4 separate regions of the Homo sapiens genome follow, and regions 1, 2 and 4 are each linked to region 3. Evidence: chromatin loops called from intact Hi-C (ENCODE). Cell type or tissue: PC-9. All regions are shown on one strand. Region 1 overlaps SMAD3 (SMAD family member 3). Region 2 overlaps SMAD3 (SMAD family member 3). Region 3 overlaps SMAD3-DT (SMAD3 divergent transcript). Region 4 overlaps SMAD3 (SMAD family member 3).

What was found. A loop is a pair of places that touch in the nucleus more often than their neighbours do. Peaks named below come from ENCODE experiments on the same cell type or tissue, not always from the same donor. Only the 100,000 strongest peaks of a DNase experiment are listed, where the experiment ranks them.
Region 1: a loop joins it to region 3, with 7 times the contacts of the local background. A loop is called at or near these places in 6 of 110 quality-filtered maps.
Region 2: a loop joins it to region 3, with 8 times the contacts of the local background. A loop is called at or near these places in 5 of 110 quality-filtered maps.
Region 4: it touches region 3 in a loop (11-fold over the local background); 3 of 110 quality-filtered maps call a loop at or near these places.

The regions. Positions count from the first base shown.
Region 1 is chr15:67,123,465-67,128,464 of GRCh38, reverse strand. All of the region lies in intron 1 of SMAD3 (SMAD family member 3), which reads right to left. Among named protein-coding and RNA genes, the nearest start is that of SMAD3-AS1, 21 kb to the left of the region's middle. In PC-9, no CTCF peak of the experiment used is centred here; DNase peaks (open chromatin) are centred at 344, 1,024, 2,754 and 4,174; H3K4me3 peaks cover 2,527 bases; H3K27ac peaks cover 5,000 bases.
Region 2 is chr15:67,175,963-67,180,962 of GRCh38, reverse strand. The region is part of intron 5 of SMAD3 (SMAD family member 3); the gene reads right to left. Among named protein-coding and RNA genes, the nearest start is that of SMAD3-AS1, 32 kb to the right of the region's middle. RefSeq lists an enhancer at 4,861-4,910. In PC-9, no CTCF peak of the experiment used is centred here; a DNase peak (open chromatin) is centred at 2,202; H3K27ac peaks cover 2,962 bases.
Region 3 is chr15:67,046,975-67,051,974 of GRCh38, reverse strand. The region is part of intron 2 of SMAD3-DT (SMAD3 divergent transcript); the gene reads left to right. Among named protein-coding and RNA genes, the nearest start is that of SMAD3-DT, 15 kb to the left of the region's middle. In PC-9, no CTCF peak of the experiment used is centred here; DNase peaks (open chromatin) are centred at 1,724, 2,294 and 3,034; H3K27ac peaks cover 3,934 bases.
Region 4 is chr15:67,148,685-67,153,684 of GRCh38, reverse strand. The region is part of intron 1 of SMAD3 (SMAD family member 3); the gene reads right to left. Among named protein-coding and RNA genes, the nearest start is that of SMAD3-AS1, 4.2 kb to the right of the region's middle. RefSeq lists enhancers at 238-407, 2,931-3,738, 4,546-5,000. In PC-9, no CTCF peak of the experiment used is centred here; DNase peaks (open chromatin) are centred at 3,044, 3,464 and 4,014; H3K4me3 peaks cover 1,745 bases; H3K27ac peaks cover 4,606 bases.

The sequences.
Region 1 (5,000 bases), 76 kb before region 3:
ACACCAGCTCTTTTAATCCTTCAAGAACCCCATGTTTTACAGATAAGGAAGCTGAGGCAAAAAGGTTGAGGGACTCGGCCAAGGTTACTAAGTGGTCAGGAGTAAAAGCAGGGATCTGAACCTAGCTGTTCTTACTCCAAGTCCAGGCTGTTCTCCACTGACCATGAAGCCAAGCAGACAGCCCGCTCTCCCTGTTTGCAGTATGACAGCCTCTAAATCTTACACATCTTAGAAAAACTCCAGCCCCAGAGATGCTCTACTTCCCATCCCCACCCCCAACAAAGGATTTCCCAGCAAGTCAGAAATGACAAACCACAAAACGGAGTCCGTGCATAACCATATCCACGTCTGGCCAAGGCTTGGTTAGCTCAGAGTTAGTCACATTTTAAAAGGGGTGAGTGATAGGGAAGGTGGATTCTATTTTGTTGCCTATGAACTTCCTGGCCAAGGGTGCAGGCTGCAAGTTGGAAAGGGAGAACTGGTGGATATCTGAGGGCCTGATAAGATATTTTTTCAGAGGAACACATTAGCAAGGCTGAAAATTTATTCCCAAGTTTCAGAAGCTCAGCTCCCCCCAGCTTCATTGATAGTCTCCCTACCACTTTCAGCCTAAGCTGTCCTCTGGCCTCTAGCCATCCACTCTAGCCTTGGACATGAACGCACTTTGGGGAGAAAGGCCCTGAGCCCGACACAGAATAGACTGACCATAAGCGTGTACAGTAGGATGAGGGGTGGGGTGAATAAATGGATGTACAAACCAACCAATCAATTTCAAAAAGTCTGAAGGTGCAGCAGACACAGCCCTTCATCTTCAGGAACTCCAGAGACGGGCACAGAAGACACGGAACATGTAAGGTCAATATAAGAGTTGCATATGACTAATTGCCAGGTGAGTATTAATATGCACAAGGGTGAAGGAGAGAGGATGAGCAAACCTCTTCCCCTTTGCCTACATCCTGTATGGATTCACAGGTAGAGGGCCGTCTGCAGGGTGCGGCTCAGAGGAGGGAAAGGGCAGGATGGGCCAGTCATCTGGGAATGCTTCCTGGAGGAGGTGCCTGAGGAGGAACAGGACTCAGATGGGACTGGAGGACGTTCTGATGGCTAGCTGTGTCAAGCCTGTCACTTAACCTGTCAGCCTCTTGGTTTCCTTTTTTACAGGGGGAGGCACTGCAGAAACAGAGGGAGGAGACAGAAAAACAAAACACCTGGTAGACAGTTCACATTCGACCTCAGACAGGGTAAATATTTACTTATCCATTCATGAGCCTGGCCCTGGGGAGCGACCTCGGCTTGGGCCACCTGGGTTTATGCCGGTGTCTGGGCTTGATTTGAGGCTCGAGGTGGCCGGTATTTAGCCCACGGCACAGAGTCCAGCCCTATACCTTGTCTGTCTGAGAGCTAAATGGATCCCATTTGATGGCAGTGGAAAAACTGACCACCACGATGACCCTACTGCTCACGCCAAAACATACCAGGCAGTGGCCGTAAGAGCTGCCCTCTAATGAGTGCCCACCTCGTCCTGGAATATTCAAGAGTGTGCCTGTGTGGGTGGTGACTATCTTCTCCTCACCAGGAGGTCGTAGGGAGACACACTGCCCCCCACTCCACAATTCAGTGAGGCCCCACCATTCACACCATGTTACACCAAAGGGATGCTTGAACCAGACCTGCCAGACTCTACTGTCGGAGCTCTCCCAGCTAACCACAGAGCTGAGGAAGAGACATACTCATCCGACAAACATTTACCAAGGGCCTACTGTGTGCCAACCACCGTCCAGGGCCCTGGAACATGGTGTGGACAAGACAGGAAAGGGCTCTGTCCTTGGGGAGCTGGCATTTATGGGGTGAAGATGGGCCTTAAACGCAGAATAGAAAATCAAAACCATCTCAGTGGGTGGTACAGGTTTAATGTCTGAGGGGGAAGTTGGAGCAGGGTCAGCCCCTGGGCCACCTGAACATGAAGATCTGTAACAATCACTGCAAAGCATGTTTAAAATACCTATTTCCAGACTGTACCCCAAGAGTTCCATTAGAAATCTAGGGAGAGGCCAAGAAACAGACAGCTGTGGTAACGGGCTAGGAGACTGGCAGCAGGAGGTCCCGGACCCCTGGAAGTCTAGAGTCTGGGCACAGTGCCCCAGCATGGCCCCACCACTCAGGAGGCAATTGTGAGCAATCACAACTCATGCCTCAATCTCCTCATCTGTAAACAGAGCATCCTAACACCTGGCCTGACACCTCGCAAGATGGTGCCAAGACGCAAAGAAGGCTATGGAGGTAAACTGTAAAGGGCTGAACGAAGGTGAGCTGTGCACATTCTCAAACACGACTGCTGGTAAGATGAACCCAGAAAAGAAAAGAAAAAAACTACGCAATTCCCTAAGGACTCAGGGAGTGTGTGTCGAGCATACAGTTTCTGCTTCTCAGTGACAAATACCCCACACCTAACCCACCCTGCCAAATAAGATAACTCTTACTCAAACGTGGTTGCTCAACACAGGCCCGAGTGTGGGTTTCCATGCAGTTGTCCCATCCTGTGGGAATGTCGCATCCTGTGGGAACCCAGCGTGTGGGGTTCCTGGTGAAGCGAGCGGCGGCAATAAATTACCCCAGTGCCGCGGCTCTTGCCCACATGTTGCTCTTATGGTCAGTGCGCTTCAGCCCAGCAGTGACCTAACCCCAGCACCAGTGAACTCAGCAGCAGGCTCCTCTGTCATCCTCCTCCAGCAAGCACAAGCTCATATTTCAGGCCGTTTGCTCCCCTGGGCATGACTCAGAGGAGTCAGTTGTCTTAAAAAAATGCTTTTCATATTTCAAATCAAAAATAAACACCACGCACTCTGGATGCAAGCCATCACAGATGTCTCTGTTAAGCTATTAAAGTGAAAAGGCCCAATAACGCCTAAAAAGTGGTTAACTCCTATCATTCTGTTCCCACCGGCTTCATCCACCCACGGTGGGCTACAAGAGTGGTCCTGAGGCCAGGTCACAGGACTGACATCTGGCTCAGCCAGTAACAATGAGGACAGAGGTCCATGCATTCACTGGGACTGGAGAAGGTGGAAAGCAAATGTCCTATGGGGTGATCCCAGAGAGAAGATCGTGGATCTAGCCACAGAAAGGCAACAGCGCTTCAAAGAGGCTCTCCGTACACACACTGGAGCCGCTCTTAATCTCTATAAAGAAAGAAGCGGGTGGATCAGCAACCAGAGCTGCCAGGCCAGGAGGTTCAGCAGCAAACCCAGTCAGTGCCCAAGCAAGAACTGTCCAGAGGGGAAGGTCCGGCCCAGCAGTGGGTGGGCCTGGATGGCATACGGGGATGCACCCAGCCACCAGGGCCTGTAGCCATTCAACACAACTGCTTCCCATGACTCCCTCCCTCCCTTTCCCCGACCCACCCAGCTCTCTGACCATTTGGCTGGTCGGGTGGGGTGCCCATAAGCAGACAGAGCACCCTGGTTATAACCTCACAGTGGTTACGCTTGTCAATAAATATGCTTGATGTATGCTTTAGCTTTTTGCTAAGAGACAGGAGCCCTGACTCCAAGACTGATGAAATGAGGTTTCTGAATTGTTCAGGCCAGGCTCAGATGCCAGGTAAATTCACCAAGCTCAGGTCCATCTTCTGGCCACCAGCCTCTCCCCGGCTGCCCTGTGCCACATCTTCTCTTCCAAGCCCTCTAGATGCCCCTCATTCAGGCACAGAGCAGAGAGGTTTTTCAAGATGTTTCAACATCACAGGTAGAGGTGTACCTTTGAAAGCTAATTAAAAGCAGAAACTTCACTGTCAGCCCTGTTTAATTTCTATTCAAACACAGTCTCAGATGAGGCCTTGGTCAGCTGTGTGACGTGGTAATGAGGCATTCTGCTGATGAATATTCTCATTCACCAAAGGACAACCAAAATCTTTTTCTTTTTCTAATTCCCTTTGAAAATATTTCCAGAAAGTATTTGTCTACTCTTCTTCCTCAACAAGTCCATCTTCTCTAAAGATAATAGATTTTTTTTTTTCTAAAGACTGACAATCCTCCAGCCTCTTGGACCCAGGTTGTGAAGTTAATTCTCACTGTGGAGATCAACAAGCTGTGTAAACTGCAGAGGTGGATGGCTGGCCGGGTCATCTAGACACCTCAGGGCAATCATTAGCAATGCCTTCTTTCAAAGGAACAAAAAAGCTGGGTGTGGTGGCATATGCCTGTAATCTTACCACTTCAGGAAGCTGAGGCGGGAGGATCACTTGAGGCCAGGAGTTCAAGACCAGCCTGCCCATGATAGCAAGACCTCTTCTCAACAGAAAAATACAAAAATTAGCCAGACGTGGTGGCCTGCTTCTGTAGTCCCAGCTAATCAGGAGGTCAAGGCTAGAGGATCATTTGAGCCCAGGAGTTTGAGGCTGCAGTAAGCTATCATTGCACCACGGCACTCCAGCCTGGGTGACAGAGGGAGACTCTGTCTAAAAATAAGAGACGAAAATCCAAAGGAACAAAAGCTTCTAAATAAAATCGACAACAACCTATTTTCCAGTGATTTGTTTCAGTCTATTCTACAGCATATCCGAAAGTTGGAAAGCAGGACACACTATTTTCCCTTTGTTTCCAGGCTTTTTGGATACTCTGGGATGTTTTATTATAGCTTTTCAGGTTAGCAGTTGAACCCACTGCTTTAAATGTAGAGGTCCTTCACCTAAAAAGAAGGCAAAGGGTTGCAGAAAAACATTGAGTATATTCTTTGGAAATGTCAAAAAAAGACTATTTCAAAATAAGTTTGTCCGTCTCCCAATTTTGGGGCATCCCGTCTATCTGAGTGCCTCCTATGTACTGGATTCTATACTGTAAAATTAGAATGCTGGCTGAAGGTGATGATAAGCTCATAATATTAATGGCTACTATTTACTAACACTTGTAATATGCTAGGAATTGCAGTCAATCTCAAACATGTTAGAATTCTTTTTTCCTTTTTTTTGAGACGGAGTTTTGCTCTTGTTGCCCAAGCTGGAG
Region 2 (5,000 bases), 130 kb before region 3:
GCCCTGCCCCGCCTGCTTGGCCTTGACTGGATGGAAGGAGTCTTCAAGGAGGGGCTGGGCCAAACCTGAAGAGGACCAGGGGCCACCCAGTACCTGGATGAACCTGGGACAGCCACTGCGTGTACTCACTGTGGGGCAGGCCACACCTCCTGCACAGTCACCTCTCAGCCTCTGTTGCAAGGTCCCCAGAGTAACCCACATTAATCCCTGCCCCTAAAAGGGCTTTCAGATTTTGGCTCTGCACAGCCTTGGGGGCAAAAACTCCCAGCCTGTGGAGCAGCAGCTTCCAAGCCTGCAGCAGCCGAGTGGGTTCCCAACAGCGCCCCATGTTGGCGCAGTGGACACACCAGGCATCATCTGCAGACTGAGCCTGGGGCCATGCCTCCTATCACAGAAACTATTTTCCACACTTATCTAGATGCCGGCTGTTGGGGTGGCTCGGACACAAACCCTTCTGAAAGAAAATCTGTATTTGTCCCAGTTGTCTGTACAGTCTCCATTAGGGGCTCCTCAAAGCAAAACTGCCATTCTACAAGGGGCTGGTTCTCTTTCTCAGAAGAGTAAATGGCAGCTTCTCCTCACACTAGAAATGGATCCCAGCCTTCCATTTCCTGGGGCCTCCTCGCCCTCCTCTTGCCCCGGCCCAGTGGCCCTGGCACTGTGCCCTCCTACTGCACGCCTCTGCAGCATCTCCAGGCCCATTCTCTCAGCCCTTGGCCGGGCCCTCGGAATTCCCACTCACACCGATGCCACAGCCTCTGGACCAGGACTGCCCTGCGCCCTGGGCCAACCTCTTCCAACTGCTTCTCTGCACTGCACTGACTGCTGGGCGCGAGCCCTTAGCCTACGACACTCTGCTTGATGCCTACCTGAATTCCATCCATCTGCTGAAGAATTAGGGAGTCCCCTGCTCATTCTCGCTCTTCCATCTCAAAGCTTCAGCCTGCCTCTGAAGTCCCTCTGGCTCTTAAATATACCCGAAGCGACGCAGTTACTAAGGGTGTGCCTCTCTGTGAGCATCCTGACTGTCCAACTTGACCATGAGGTCCCAGGGCCCAGGCTGACATCTCTCCTCCCTCGCTTTAACCCTCAGCATGGGGCTGAGGGTTCCTCCTCAGGGAGGAACAGGAGACGCTCCCCATGCCCACGTCTCAGCCCTGGCCTGAGAACCCTGCTCACTGGATGCCAGGCAACGTCTAGGAGGGGGAACCCACTGGGAGGATCCCTGCTCATCAGACCTTCTGAAGGTGTGTAAAGCCCAAGAGAGAAAAGTCAGAAGCTGTTCTGCCCACTGGAAGGGGTCTGGTTGCCCCTGCAGGACAGAGTGTCCCAATCCCCTTTTGGAGTCTAGGTGCATGATCCTTTCTAAGAGCAAGGAGAACACTATCACGAATGGCGAAGGGGCAGGCCAGTAACACCCCTGCACTCCACACACACCCAGGAAGTGTCAGCTGGAGGATTAGGACACCCTAGGTCAGGTTTTTCAACTTCAGCACTACTGACATCTGGGGCCAGATAATTCTTTGTTGGGTGGGTGGATGGGTGGGAGGGAGGATCTGCAGATTGCAGGATGTTTAGCAGCATCCTGGCCCCTACCCACTAGGTGCTAGTAGTATACATCCATAACACCCTCTCAAGTTGTGGCAATAAAAAAAGGCTGCGGATATTGCCAGATGTCTTCTAGGGGGCAAAACGGCCTCCAGTTGAAAACCATTGCCCTAGATATTTAACTGGATCATGGGGCACAAGCTATAAAGCCATCCTCCAGACAGACTGGAGGTCAATCTTGGCTCAGGCACAGACTAGACATGCAACTGCGAGCAAACCAGCTACACTCTGTGGGCCTCATCCTCTTTACTCTCGGCGCTGTTTCTGGACAGACAGAGATAACTCATGTGAGGTGCAGGGCGCGCATCAAACACTCAGCACATGGTGTTAACAACAATGATAATAGCCCGATTCTGTGAACTTGAAAATAGCCTGGTCCTATCTTGATCACCATCAAGATGGAGAGGCAAAGCATTCTTGTCGTTTTCTCTCTTCCTGGGGTGGAGCAAAGGAAGATAAGGATGAAGGCATCAAAAGTACTTAATGGGGAAGGGAGGAATGACAGGGCCAGGAGCAGCTGCGGCTTGTGCCCTGGCCCCTGAGGTGAGGCTGAGCCACGTCAGCCACGTCTGGCTCTGGCTTTGCTTGATGCTTCAACATTCCAATGAGATAAGCTATATTCTAAACAATGTGGTCACTAAAATGTGAGCTATGTTGATTTGGAAACTTAAAAAAAAAAAATCCAAGTGCAACCCAAGCATTCAGAGTGGTCAAGCAATGTATCAGTGCTGCTGGCCACCACTGCCCAAGCGCAGGCTCTGCTGATCCTGCTGTGTGACCTTGGGGACATGACCTCCTTCTGTAACCTCAGTTTTGTAGTCCGTACAATCACTGTGGTACACTAGAAGACAATAAAGCTACAATAAAGCTGACCACCTAGATCATTCTCTGGCACGGGTCAGCTTGAACATATAGCTTTGACTGGCCCTGACTTACTCAGCAATGTGTAGAACAGAACAGGGTCCTCACCCCAAAATCATAAAGCCCTGCCCAGCATTCTCTGGGTTTAGTCCAGGCAGAAGAGAAAGAGCTAGGCTCCCAGGAACGGCAACCCAGCCCACCATTCAAAAAAAGAAAAAGCTGGCAGGCCACCCATTGTGTCGCATGGTGCTAGAACCATGCTCTGGGGAAGGGTGGGCTTCAAGGACCCTCAGAATCAAAGACAGGCCTGGGGTCATAGGCCGAGAGGCCCTCCCAAGCAGATCTGAGCCCTTATCCAAACAGCCCTGCAACTCACAGACACACACCGGACAGTGTTGTGGAAAACCCCGGACACTAGGAACCTGACACATCATTAAGAAGATGCTTGTTTGAGGGAGCAGTGAAATCAGGCCAGTGGCAAAGTCTGCAGGCTGCCATTTCAGAGAGTGCTGTTTGGACAAGCTGCCCTGTGTTCAGAAGCGGGACTGAGCCAGAGCAGCACCCCAGCCATGCGCTTTCTATTCTCTGCAAACAACTAAAAGCCAGCCGTGATTTCCCTCCTTTCTAGGTCCCTCCCGCCCACCATGCCTCAGCTGCTTCCTCCCAGAACTTGTGCAAGAGGAGTGGCAGACCAGAAAGTATGGTCACCACCTGTGGGTTCTGCCTTCAATGGCACATTTTTCCTTAACAAAAAAAAAAACAAAAAAACAGACCATATGCAGTGGTTCATACCTGTAATCCCAAGCACTTTGGGAGGCCAAGGCAGGCAGATCACTTGAGGTCAGGATTTCGAGACCAGCCTGGCCAACCTGGCGAAACCCCGTCTCTACTAAAAATACAAAAATTAGCTGGGTGTGGTGACGGGTGCCTGTAATCCCAGCTACTCTGGAGGCTGAGGCAGGAGAATCACTTGAACCCAGGAGGCAGAGGTTGCAGTGAGCCAAGATCACGCCACTGCACTCCAGCCTGGGGGATAGAGCAAGACTCTGCCACACACCAAAAAAAAAAAAACCCAAAACACTAAATATGCCCTCATTTCTTTCCCAAAGTACTTATCCTTACCCTGGTTAGTACCAGAGAAACAAAAAGGACTCTGGAAAGAAGGCGGCTATAAATGGGATAACCATGAGGTTATAGTTACTGCAAAAGCATCCAGTTTGGCTCTGAGCTTCCTAGTAGACAAGACAAAAAGGGAACATGACATGGTCTATGGCTCTGGTTGGTGGATGGGCAATGCTTACTAGTTCCTCAGGGAAAACAAAGTTTGTCCTGGCATTAAATCTTAAAAGAAATCTCTCAGGGGGAGGTGGCAACCCCTCCCCTGACCAATCAATCAACTGATCAAGCAAGCAAGCAAATTAAGATCTGGTTTCAAGGATTTACCAACAAATGCAGAAGCAGTTCTATAGAAGGCTCCTCTAGGAGAATGACTACGGGGGGTAAGGTGACACACCCCATTGAAGAGCAGTTTCACCTCTAGGCTGAGCATTTTGCACAGCTGGGGTGGTAGACGATGGCACGTGCCCACGGCCTTCCCTTCAAACAGCCCTGCTCCTGGCCAGATTTCTGAGTCTGTGCTAATCTCTCCTCCCAGTGCAGAGGTGTTGGAGACGCAGGAACCTCCAGCTCCAGCCTTTGTGGATCCCCCTCCCCCACCAGTGTGGTGTCGGCCAGACTTCTCAAGTGCCATAGGGCACTTAATCCATGGCTGGCCCCCTGCCAGCCTAACGCATTGGCTGGCCTCAGTTTTCAGTCCTGTTCCAAGCTGGCACAGACGTTCCATTATGTTTAAGAAAAAGAAAACAGAATAAAACCCAGAAGGCAACACTTGGATTAAGGGATGCCTATTAAAAACATGTGCAAGAGATTCAAATCCCGTAAAGGAAGAGGTGGGGAGGCAAGGGGGGAAATTAACTTTCTCCTATAAATCGAAAGCAAGGAACGGGCAAAGGCCAGGAGCACTGCTGCTGCAAGACGAAAGGTCAAAACAGAAATGGGCTGGTTTCTGCTGGGCCCACCTCACCTGCGGAAGGCAGCTCTTCCTCAATCTAGGAGATTCCACACTCCAGTTCCCATGTTCCTCATCCACCACTTCTCAGTCCTGCCTGGGTCCTCTGCCTGGACTGCCCATCCCCCTCCTCTGCAGGGACTCGATCTTTAAGGCCCAGCTCACACGGCTGTGAAACACTCCCTCACTGCCTCAGTGCAGAATTAACCTTGTGTCCCAGAAACTGTGTACCTGAGTCTCCTATGCTAGAGGATGAGGTCTCTGTGAGCCCACGCCAGCTGTGTCCCAGCACCCAGGGTACTAATTCCAACCTATGTATCTGCGGACTAAAATACCAAACCAAGCTGCACAGAGACCCCCATGCCCTTTTAGCTTATGACCAGCATACTGCAACCAGGAACAGTGGCAAAGTCTAAAAACCGGGCCCTCAGGAGTATGAAGACAGAGCCGACAGCTGACTTCC
Region 3 (5,000 bases):
AGCCTAGTTAAGGACCTGATTAATGGACCAACTGGAGTGCCCAGGGGTCTGGAGGGCCTGGTCCTAGCAATGGACCTGCTCCCAGCTTGCAAGCTGTTTACACTCCTAGTTTTGGCTTCCTCATCTGTAAGATGAAGGGAGCCGACTGGCATTGCAAGCTGCAAATACATGACTCAGTGCCCTCCTTTCATTACCCACTGCAGACACTGCTACTTAGTTCTTCTCTGGGTTCTTCTCTGCCTTGGAATTCTTCTTTCCACCCTGCCATGGAGCTGTCATTCTTCTAGCTGAAAGCTTTTTGCCTTTGAGACTCTCCTAGCTCTGACCTAATTCCCATAACTAGATGCAAATGACCATGAGAGAGTAACACCTCAAGTTCTTGCCAGCTTTAATCAACTGCTAAACTCTCAGGGCCTTATTCTGCCAAGGCCACCCAGGAGGCCTAGGAGATAAGAGCAGGAGAGGAGGTGATAGAAGAAAAGGAAGTCTAGTGCCTACCAGGGCATCAGGGCACACATTGGGCCTATTGCCTGAGCATCCATTGTGGGCACACACTTCAGGGTGCTTTGTAGAAGAAATGCCACAAGAGAAGAGCCTGGCCTGCTGCCCTTGAGTAGCATGCAGTTAGTTTAATACAAGAGCCAGAAAATATCATTTCTGTTCCCAATGACGTGAGTAGCCAGAGTGGGAACTTGTATATCTAATTAATGGCTCTGTTGTCAAGTGTCCAGGACAGTGCCTGGCACAAAGTAGTCTCTCAGTAAATATTTGAATGAATGAATGAAAAACAAATGTACACACACACTGACAAAGGAACACTCTCCACCCTTGACGCTTCACTGGGTACCGTAGAGTTGAACTCCCAGCCAGCATGGAACTCACATTTTCATGGTGCTTTCCTTCCTCCCCTCAGATTTTTCCAAATGAGGCCATGTTACCTTAATTTAATGTCTAAAATACACACAATTATGCACTCCCCCTCAAACTCAAACCCCACTTTCTGTGGTTTTTGTGGTTTGTTACACATTCATTAAGTGTATTTTTACCGTTGTTGTTATTTTTTTAAGCAGATCTAAGCCCGTTTTAGGTAGAAATGCATTCCTCTTCTTGGGGCTGCAACAGGAAATTCTAAAAACCCTTTGTGGAGGTGCATCTTCCGTGAAGTTAAAGGTTCCAGGCCCAGCCTTCCAGCCACGTGGTTCAGGGTTAGTAGCTGATACTTCTGTGGAAACCTTGTCCATAAAGGGTCAGTTAGCACCAGGGGAGGGGCCTGGCAAGAGGTGAAACTCCAAGCACATCTATTAATTATGAGAGAGAACAACATGTTTTTATTTTGCTGTTCATTTAAACTGGAACTGAGAAAGGTTGCTGGGTCCCCACACATTATCTTCCTCCTCCCTCCTCCCCCCTCCCCCCGCTCCCCTTCCCCTCTGTGTACCTGCATGGGCTTGTGTTTGTGTGTGCACGGGTGCACATGGGTGTGTGTGTGTGTGTTTGCTGGCTCAGACTCTGTGCCCATACTTTGACACATTATTGCTTGGATTTATTCCTCTTCTGGGAAACAGGCACACGTCATTCAATTTAGAAGACGTGGGCTGACATCTACCACGTACAAGACCCCCTTGGCAATCTGGGTGACTCAGGAAGCAGAGCAAGTAGGTGCTTAGACCAATGGCAAAACCCCTCCCTTCCTTGCCCCACTCCTAGGCCAAGGAAAAAAGTTCAGCTTTATTGCATTCATCCAGGATTTTGCAATCAAAATCTCTAGAAGGAAGCTATTTTGAGCTCAGCCCACATGGATGGGTGGCATTTTTTTCAGATTTAGAATTGTTTTTCTTTGAATTTCATATGAGGGAGGACTGATCTTTCAGGATATCTAAGGGTCTTAACCCAGCCCTGTCTTAGTGACAGTCCCTGTGGGAACACGAAGATGAATCACACAAGGTCTCCAGGACAAGACCCACGCAGCACAGTAACCACAGCCTCTCCAAGCTCGAGTCCCTTGGTCTGAAGCTGGTAAAGAGGAGCAAGGAATCCCTGTGACCACAGGGGCCAGGCAGCACAGTTCCAGAGCCCTGGGGCAGAAGCCATGTGCAGGGCTGTCATTCCTTGGGACCAATATGAGTCATATCCAGAGAGCTGGGCATCCTAGAAACATTTTCTGGAAGCAAAATCTGCTGATCTAGGGGTCAGGGGGCTAAGGCTCTTTTTCTAGCTCTGTCAAGAATTCCTTTGAGATCCTGTGTCCAAGAGCCCTTTGCAAACACAAAACCCACATTCCATGGTTTATGACTGACATCCCGTGGGTACCTCCAGCACATCATAGAACTTCTCTGAGAGGCCCTCACCTAAATGATGAGGTAATAAACATGCCTGAGAGAGTGGGTGTGTAAGCCTTTGGGAAGGTATGTGATGGTGGGCCAAGATAAACAGCTTTTAGCATCATCTCTCTTTCCCATCACACACACAAACAACTGCCCCTCAACCGTAATGAAAGCAGCCGGTCCCTGCCAGGCACTGAGCTAAGTTACACGTCTTCATTTATATAGCAGCTCCTTAAGCCCCTCCCCTGATCTCAAGGCCTTCTGGTGAAAGATCCAAGTCCAAAAGTTGAAGGAATCTAATTACATGTGGGGAGAAGGACCAGGTATGGATTCCAGCACTCATTTTGCAAAATGCTTAGAGGATAAAGCAGAGATCTCCTGCTCTGCGGGTGTGTCTCTGTCTTTCCTCAAGATGGCCTGTGGGAAGAGAGGCTGGCCTTGGAAGCGAGAGCCCACCCCTTGGAGCTCCCTCATGTCCTTCCCTAGGCACAGGTGGGTTCTGTCTTCCCTCCAGTGGGGTCCACAGAGCATGTGACCAGGGGCAGAAGTTTTCCCTGGGCTTGAGATGGGGTGTGGGTTTGAGTTTTGCTGCCCTGGGCCTAGAACTCCATTTCCCCATTTGTTTTTTGACCAGGTTGAGACATAGTTCCAGTGTGAACTGATTTCCCCATCTCTGGGCTATGCTATCGCAAATAACTCACACATGAGTAATGTGCCCATGTTTGTGTAGAGTTTATTTAGATAAGAAAAACAACTCGAGGCCTCATGGGAGGGGCTGCTCAGCACCACTGAGCCAGGCGTTTCCTGGGCCTGCCCAGGAGAGCCAGGCCTTCAGGCTGCTGGAGGGTGGCTGAAAAGCCCACATGCTCAGACATCTCCAGGGCCTGCCCATGGGAAGAAAAGTGAGGGATGGAACAGAGGATGGGGAACAGAGGACAGGGAAGCTGGAAGCTGGGTATTGAGTGTAGCTCTGTAGCCATAGTTGTGTGCCCTTGGGTAAGACACTTCAACCCTCTGAGCACTAGTTTCCCCTCTTTGCAAAGGGACAGGTTGGGGGAAAATAATAACAACATCCAGCCACCAAAGGATTGTGGAGATTAAAAGAAATGACCTAAGGGAGAGACTTTGTAAACTGCAGAGGCCAACACACAAGTTAGTTATTAATTAACGGCTGGATTAAGGCCGTGTTTTCAGGCCACACTCAACAGTGGAGTTGGCACAATGCCGGGATTCAAAGGCCTGGGTCCAAGTTCCAATCTGCCAGCACCCAGTCACAAGACCTCAAGCCTCCTCATCTCCCCGAGACCTAGGATCACCTCTGTGAAGTGAGGATAGTGATTCTTCCACCACATAATCCTTGAGGCTCTGTGTTGGCAGTTTTGAAGCAAAGGATAGCTATGAACCTGTTTTGTGAACTGTACAATGTACAAATATGAGATGATGCTGCCAAGTTATTCAAAGGGTCATTCATCAGTGAATCAACGTATCAACAAGCCTATTAGCTGGACAGTTGAGGATACACCAATAAGCCGTCTAGCTGGGGATGAGAAGAGGGAGGGCTGCACGTGAAGGGTTAATTCACAATGTAGAGTGATAGTGGTGAGCAGACTTTTAGGCTGAAGGCTGAAGGGCTCATCCTTTTTAAATTTTGAAACAAGGTCCTGCATTGTCACCCAGTCACCCAGGCTGAGTACAGTGGCACAATCATGGCTCATTGTAGTCTCCACCTCCCAGGCTCAAGCAATCCTCCCATCTCAGCCTCCCAAGTAACTGGGACTACAGGTGCGCACCACCATGCCCAGCTAATTTTTTGTATTTTTTGTAGAGGTGGGGTTTCGTCATGTTGACCAAGCTGGTCTTGAACTCCTGAGCTCAAGCAATCTGCCTGCCTCGGCCTCCCAAAGTGCTGGGATTACAGGTATGAGCCACCAAACCTAGACTCCTTTTTTTTTTTTTTTTTAACCTATAACCCTTTGGGAACAATGTCTTAACACAGTCACTTGTTTAAAAGAAATCTATTTTTTTTAAAGCAGAACTGATTTTTCAAACAAAGAGTTAAACAGAACCCCAGGTTATAAAGCATGAAAGCAAATCTGCTCTGGATGAAACAGGGGTCTGGGCCCAGAGCCAGGACTATGTAGCACCCCCACTCCACCCACTCACTGGTCTATCTCACCAGTCCTACTCCTCAACAGCCCCAGAGGCACCCCCTCCAAGTGCAGAGTTTCTACAGCTTCCAAATCACAGCCTCCTGGTCTGTGAAGCATGTATCCCAGAGACACTCTCACACCAGGAGGCACGTGCATGCATGTTCATAGAAGCATTACTTATGGTGATGATCATTGGAAACAACCTAAATGTCCATCAGCAAGAAAAAGGGTAAATACATCATGATCTATGTACACAGTGTAATTAACTTTGCTACAGTGAAAGTGAATGAATGTGAGCTACATGTATCAACAAAGATTAAGCTCTCAAATACACTACTGAGTGCAAAGAATAAGTTGCAGAATATGTGCTACATTGTATCGAATCTAAAACTAAAAAAATTATATATACTTAGTGATACATATACACATAGTTAGAGTATGAAGATGTGCATGGGAAATAAAGCTTCTAGAAGAAAACATAGGAGAATATCTTTATGACTTTGGGATAGGCAAAGATTTCTTAAAT
Region 4 (5,000 bases), 100 kb before region 3:
CTCCCTCACACTGGATGCCGGTAGCTGTGACCCACCTGCAGCTGTGACAACTGAAAAAAAATACCTCTAAACATTGCCAAATGTCCCCTGGGGGGCAAATCTGCTCTCTTCCCTCCCCTTGAGATCCCCCTGGGCTAAGGAAATGCTCTGAGATGAGCAAGATGCGGGAAAACAGAAGGAATCCCCCCCGCCCGCCCCCCAAGACGGAGTTTTGCTCTTGTTGCCCAGGCTGGAGTACAGCGGAGTGATCTTGGCTCACTGCAACCTCCAGTTCAGGTGATTCTCCTGCCTCAGCCTTCTGCGTAGCTGGGATTACAGGCATGCACCACCACGCCTGGCTAATTTTTGCATGTTTAGTAGAGACGGGGTTTCACAATATTGGCCAGGCTGGTCTCAAACGCCTGACCTCAGGTGATCCACCTGCCCCAGCCTCCCAAAGTGCTTGGATTACAGGCGTGAGCCACTGCACCTGGCCAAACAGAAGCAATTTACACCTCAGAGCAAGCGTTTACCCAGCACTTCTCACTCAGTAACTCACTGGATAAAGGGATCCTGCAGGCTGAGTATCTCATCACTCCCATTTTACAGATGAAAAATTTTTGATGCTGAGTGACTTGCCCAAAGTCACCCAGCAAGGAACAGTGCCTGGGCTTGAACCTAGATGTTACACTCCAAACTCAGTTCTCTATGACTACAAAGCACACTGGGTTTAAATCAGCAGAGATTCTCTTTTGGCTGTGGTGAGAGCCCCTCCCTTCCCCCATGCAAAGAAGACGGTTAAATATTGAAGGAGGAGGAGGAGGAGAGTGTTTAGGGCTTTTCTATTTAATAGCTTTGGTCTTCACAAACTTTTTTCTCCAAGCACCAAGTTGATGGGGATTGCTTTTTCTTGAGTGTCAGCAGGATCATAGAACTTTCAAGTCACAAATAAAAGATGCTACAAAGATCTGGGTTGGTCTGTGACTACTGGAAGAAAGGGAAAAGTTGCCAGGCTTCACAGAATCTTCTGGGTGGCCATTTCACTCTGCTGAAAATTAGGCCTGACAATGGTTTATGTTTTTTTAAGAGATCACTCATGGACCCATTCAGCATACTCACAGCCCTTGGCAACGTTCTGATGGGCTTAAGGCAACAGTGGACTTCACCTCAGCTTTCATTAAAATCCCTCACCCCCAAAAGCTGACCTCCAACAATACAGGAAGCTTGAAATGGAGTAAGTCACAAAGCCAGGTGTGTTTAGACCCATCTTCTCATTCTGGGTGATCTGGGCCTCTCGCTCGGCAGCAGGCCTGTTCATGTAGCCAACACTTAGAGTCTTCTCTGTTTCCAAACTACTTTGGGGAATCAAATTAATTTGCATTGTCAGTTTGAGGGAGAAGAAAATAACCCATAGGACAGAAAGGATTCCTTCATTCTACGACAACATGATGTTCCATTTGGTGGAAACAAAAATGAGTATTTAGGTAAAAACATTTATCAGCCCCAAAACTCTAACTTTGTAAAAACAGAATAGAAGATACTAGAGGCTGAAAAGTGTAAAGGGAACAGAGGGATGGGGAGAAATTTGTTAAAGGTCTCAAAATTACAGCTAAAGAGGAAAAATCAGTTCTAGTGTCCTAAACCACTGTAAGATGATTATACTTAACAATAATATATTATATAGCTTCAAATATCTAGCAATCATATATTACAATATTATTATTACATAGTTTACAATTATTATGTAATATATGATTGTTACTATGTATAATCATATATTACATAGTTTCAAATAGGAGAATATTGAATGCTTATATAGTAACATACATAGTAACATTCATATATTACATAGTTTCAAATAGAAGGAGGATATTGAATGCTTCCAACCCAAAGAAATGATAAATGCTTGACAGGATGGAGATGCTAATTAACCTGATGTGATCACCATAATGACATTAATATGTATCAAAACATCACTATGTATCCCATGAATATGGACAATTATTTGTCAATTTAAAAAAATCAAATATTTTTCAAAAACTCTAACTTTAGAGGGAAAGGAAAAAGGGAAAATAGCCTGGGTGCAATGGCTCATGCTTGTAATCCCAGCACTTTGCGAGGCTGAGGTGGGTGGATTACAAGGTCAGGAGTTCGAGACCAGCCTGGCCAACATAGTGAAACCCTGTCTCTACTAAAAATACAAAAATTAGCCGGGCATGGTGGCGCAAGCCTGTAGTCCCAGCTACTCAGGAGGCTGAGGCAGGAGAATCGCTTGAACCCAGGAGGTGGAGGTTGCAGTGAGCCGAGATTGTGCCACTGCACTCCAGCCTGGGCAACAGAGAGAGACTCCGTCTCAAAATAAATAAATAAATAAATAAATAAAAGGGAAAATGGGGAGAAAGAGCTATTGGAGACTGTGAGATAATGGTCTCATCTTAGACCCTCTTCTCCAAAGAAAAGAAAACAGGCTTAGAGGTGGCAAGGTAGAACTGAAACACAAATCTGGGCCTTCCACTAATATATGAATGTCTTAAGACTGAGATATAAGGCCTGGCGTGGTGGCTCACGTCTGTAATCCCAGCACTCTGGGTAGCCAAGGTGGGCAGATCACCTGAGGTCAGGAGTTCCAAGACCAACCTGGCCAACATGGTGAAACCCCGTCTCTACTAAAAATACAAAAAAATTAGCCAGGCATGGTGGTGGGCACCTGTAATCCCAGCTACTGGGGAGGCTGAGGCAAGAGAATCACTTGAACCTGGGAGGTGGAGGTTGCAGTGAGCCGAGATTGTGCCACTGCACTCTAGCCTGGGCGACAGAGAGAGACTCCATCTCAAAAAAAAAAAAAAAAAAAAAAAAAAGACTGAGAAATAGCTTTGCTCTCTTAATAAAAAAAAAAAAAAAAAAAAAGCAGGACATGGAAAAGTCCCCTCCCCTGACAACTGCAATTTCTCAAGTCTTATCTGCCGGCAAACCTCACTATTAGTTCAACTTCACAAAACAAACAATTCTTATTACAGGACTCTTAGTCATTCTGTTTTTCACTTTCTTCCACAGAGCAGAAGCCATTAGGTCTGGGTATCCTCTCTCTGCCCTCTTTTCCCAGACCTGGTTCCCAGCCTCCCGCCTCCTGCAGTCAGGTCTGCCCGAATCGGAGCACCATGAATCACTTCCTGTGGGCAGACTGCACGCTTGGGGGTGGGATTTACTTTCTTTCTTTCTTTCTTTTTTTTCCTGGAAAAGATTCTCACAGACTTTTGGGGTAAAACAAGTGGAACCAGGCGATGATAACTGGCGGCCTTGTTCTATCAAAACAAATCTTAAAGTTTCCAAAGACTTAGAGAAAATGTCAGGCGGGCATTCCTGACTGGGGGCGGGGGTTGGGGAGAGGTGAAGAGGGCAAATGAGGAGGTTTTGTGTTAATTGCACAGTTTTGACTTCCTTAATTATGAGTCACCGGCTAGAGAGATAAAACAATGTCACAAGTGCTGCATAACATGCAACGGGTCAACCGGGCGACTCAGTGACATTCACGCGGAGAGGCAGTGCCTCAGGACAAGCGCTCACTCCAGTGATTTTACAACAATTCCTAGCAAATGTCACACAGTATGGTTGGGACATTTACAACCATCTCAGTCTTATGACATTTACAACTCAGTCTCTTCTTTTTAAAAGAAGCCCCAAAGCCTTCAGGATTTGCAAACCTTTCAGTTAGCCACTGTTGGGTATGAATGGGGAGCTGGAAGTAAAGGAAGGGTGGGAAATGACCATGTTTCTTGAAAAAGTTAGTTTAAGGACCATGGAGGTAAAGAGGTACCTTTACATGCAAAAAATGCAGCATTTGCATGACAGCAATTGCTAACGTTCCATACACATTCTCTTGCTTTCTGAACCAAAGCTTTACAAGCTTATATAAGCAGTTTCCATCCCAAATGGTAACAAAGAATGGGTGCCCTGTATATTCTGGCATCTGTACCCTGAGGACAGTTAAGTGGCCAATTAGCATTCCTTTCTGTCTAAGGGTACAGACCTCCTATTGTACCTAAAAAAAAAAAGGTTCTGGTTCATTGGGGCAATTCACCTAAGACAGCAAAGAACCCCTATGGGCAGGAAAACAGGAATTCCACACAAGCAAGAAAGGAGGACTTCAGAGAAGCCAGGCCCACACTTAACAATGTCAGGGTGGCAACAGCCCTCCTCGATTAAGCCGGCCTCATCAACTAAGTGGCCCTTGTCTGAAAGCTGCATCCCTAAAACAGCTACAATCAGGAACAAGCAAAGGGTTCCAGGTGAGGCGTCCTCCCGCTGGGTCCTAGATACTTACAACTCTCCCCGGTATCAGCCCACCCAGTCCCAGCTGAGATTCAGAGCACCTGCCCACCCACCACCTCACCCCCACTTCCTAGACAGGCCTAATTTACAGGCATAGAAACTCAAAATGCTGAACAGGCCCAAGTAGTGGAGGTAAAATGTTGCAGCCACAGTATCTGAATGTGAGGCTCCTGCACTCTTGGCCACCAGCATAGTGCGCTGAGGTGCAGGTGGGGACAGAGCCCTTGGAGGTCCAATTATCTTCCAGCTCAAACAGTAACCCACTCTGTGGCTCTCTGCTAAGAATGACCTCTCTCCATCCTCCCCTCCTCGAACTCTTACAGTCCACCATCCCCACTGTCCCACACTCTTCAAATTCATCATCATTTAGCACCAAAGGCCTGGTATGATGAAGTGACTTCTGTGTGTTTCTGACTTCCCTTCCCAACTGTGCCAGGAGCTCCTTGAGGGAAAGGAAACCTAGCTTAACTTTGCCTGCATCCTGGATGGAGCGAGGGGCTTGCAGGTCACATTTGCTCAGAAAATAGTAATGGTAATGGAATTATTAGCTGATAGCGTGCATCAGCAACTGGTAAGCTTCATAGTACCTTTCAGAAGACGTAGGAAATAAGCAAAGATCTCAGGCTGCCCACCAGCCTTGTGAACCCGATCAAGAAGTCAAGCCTCATAGCAAAGGGATCCACAGACGCACA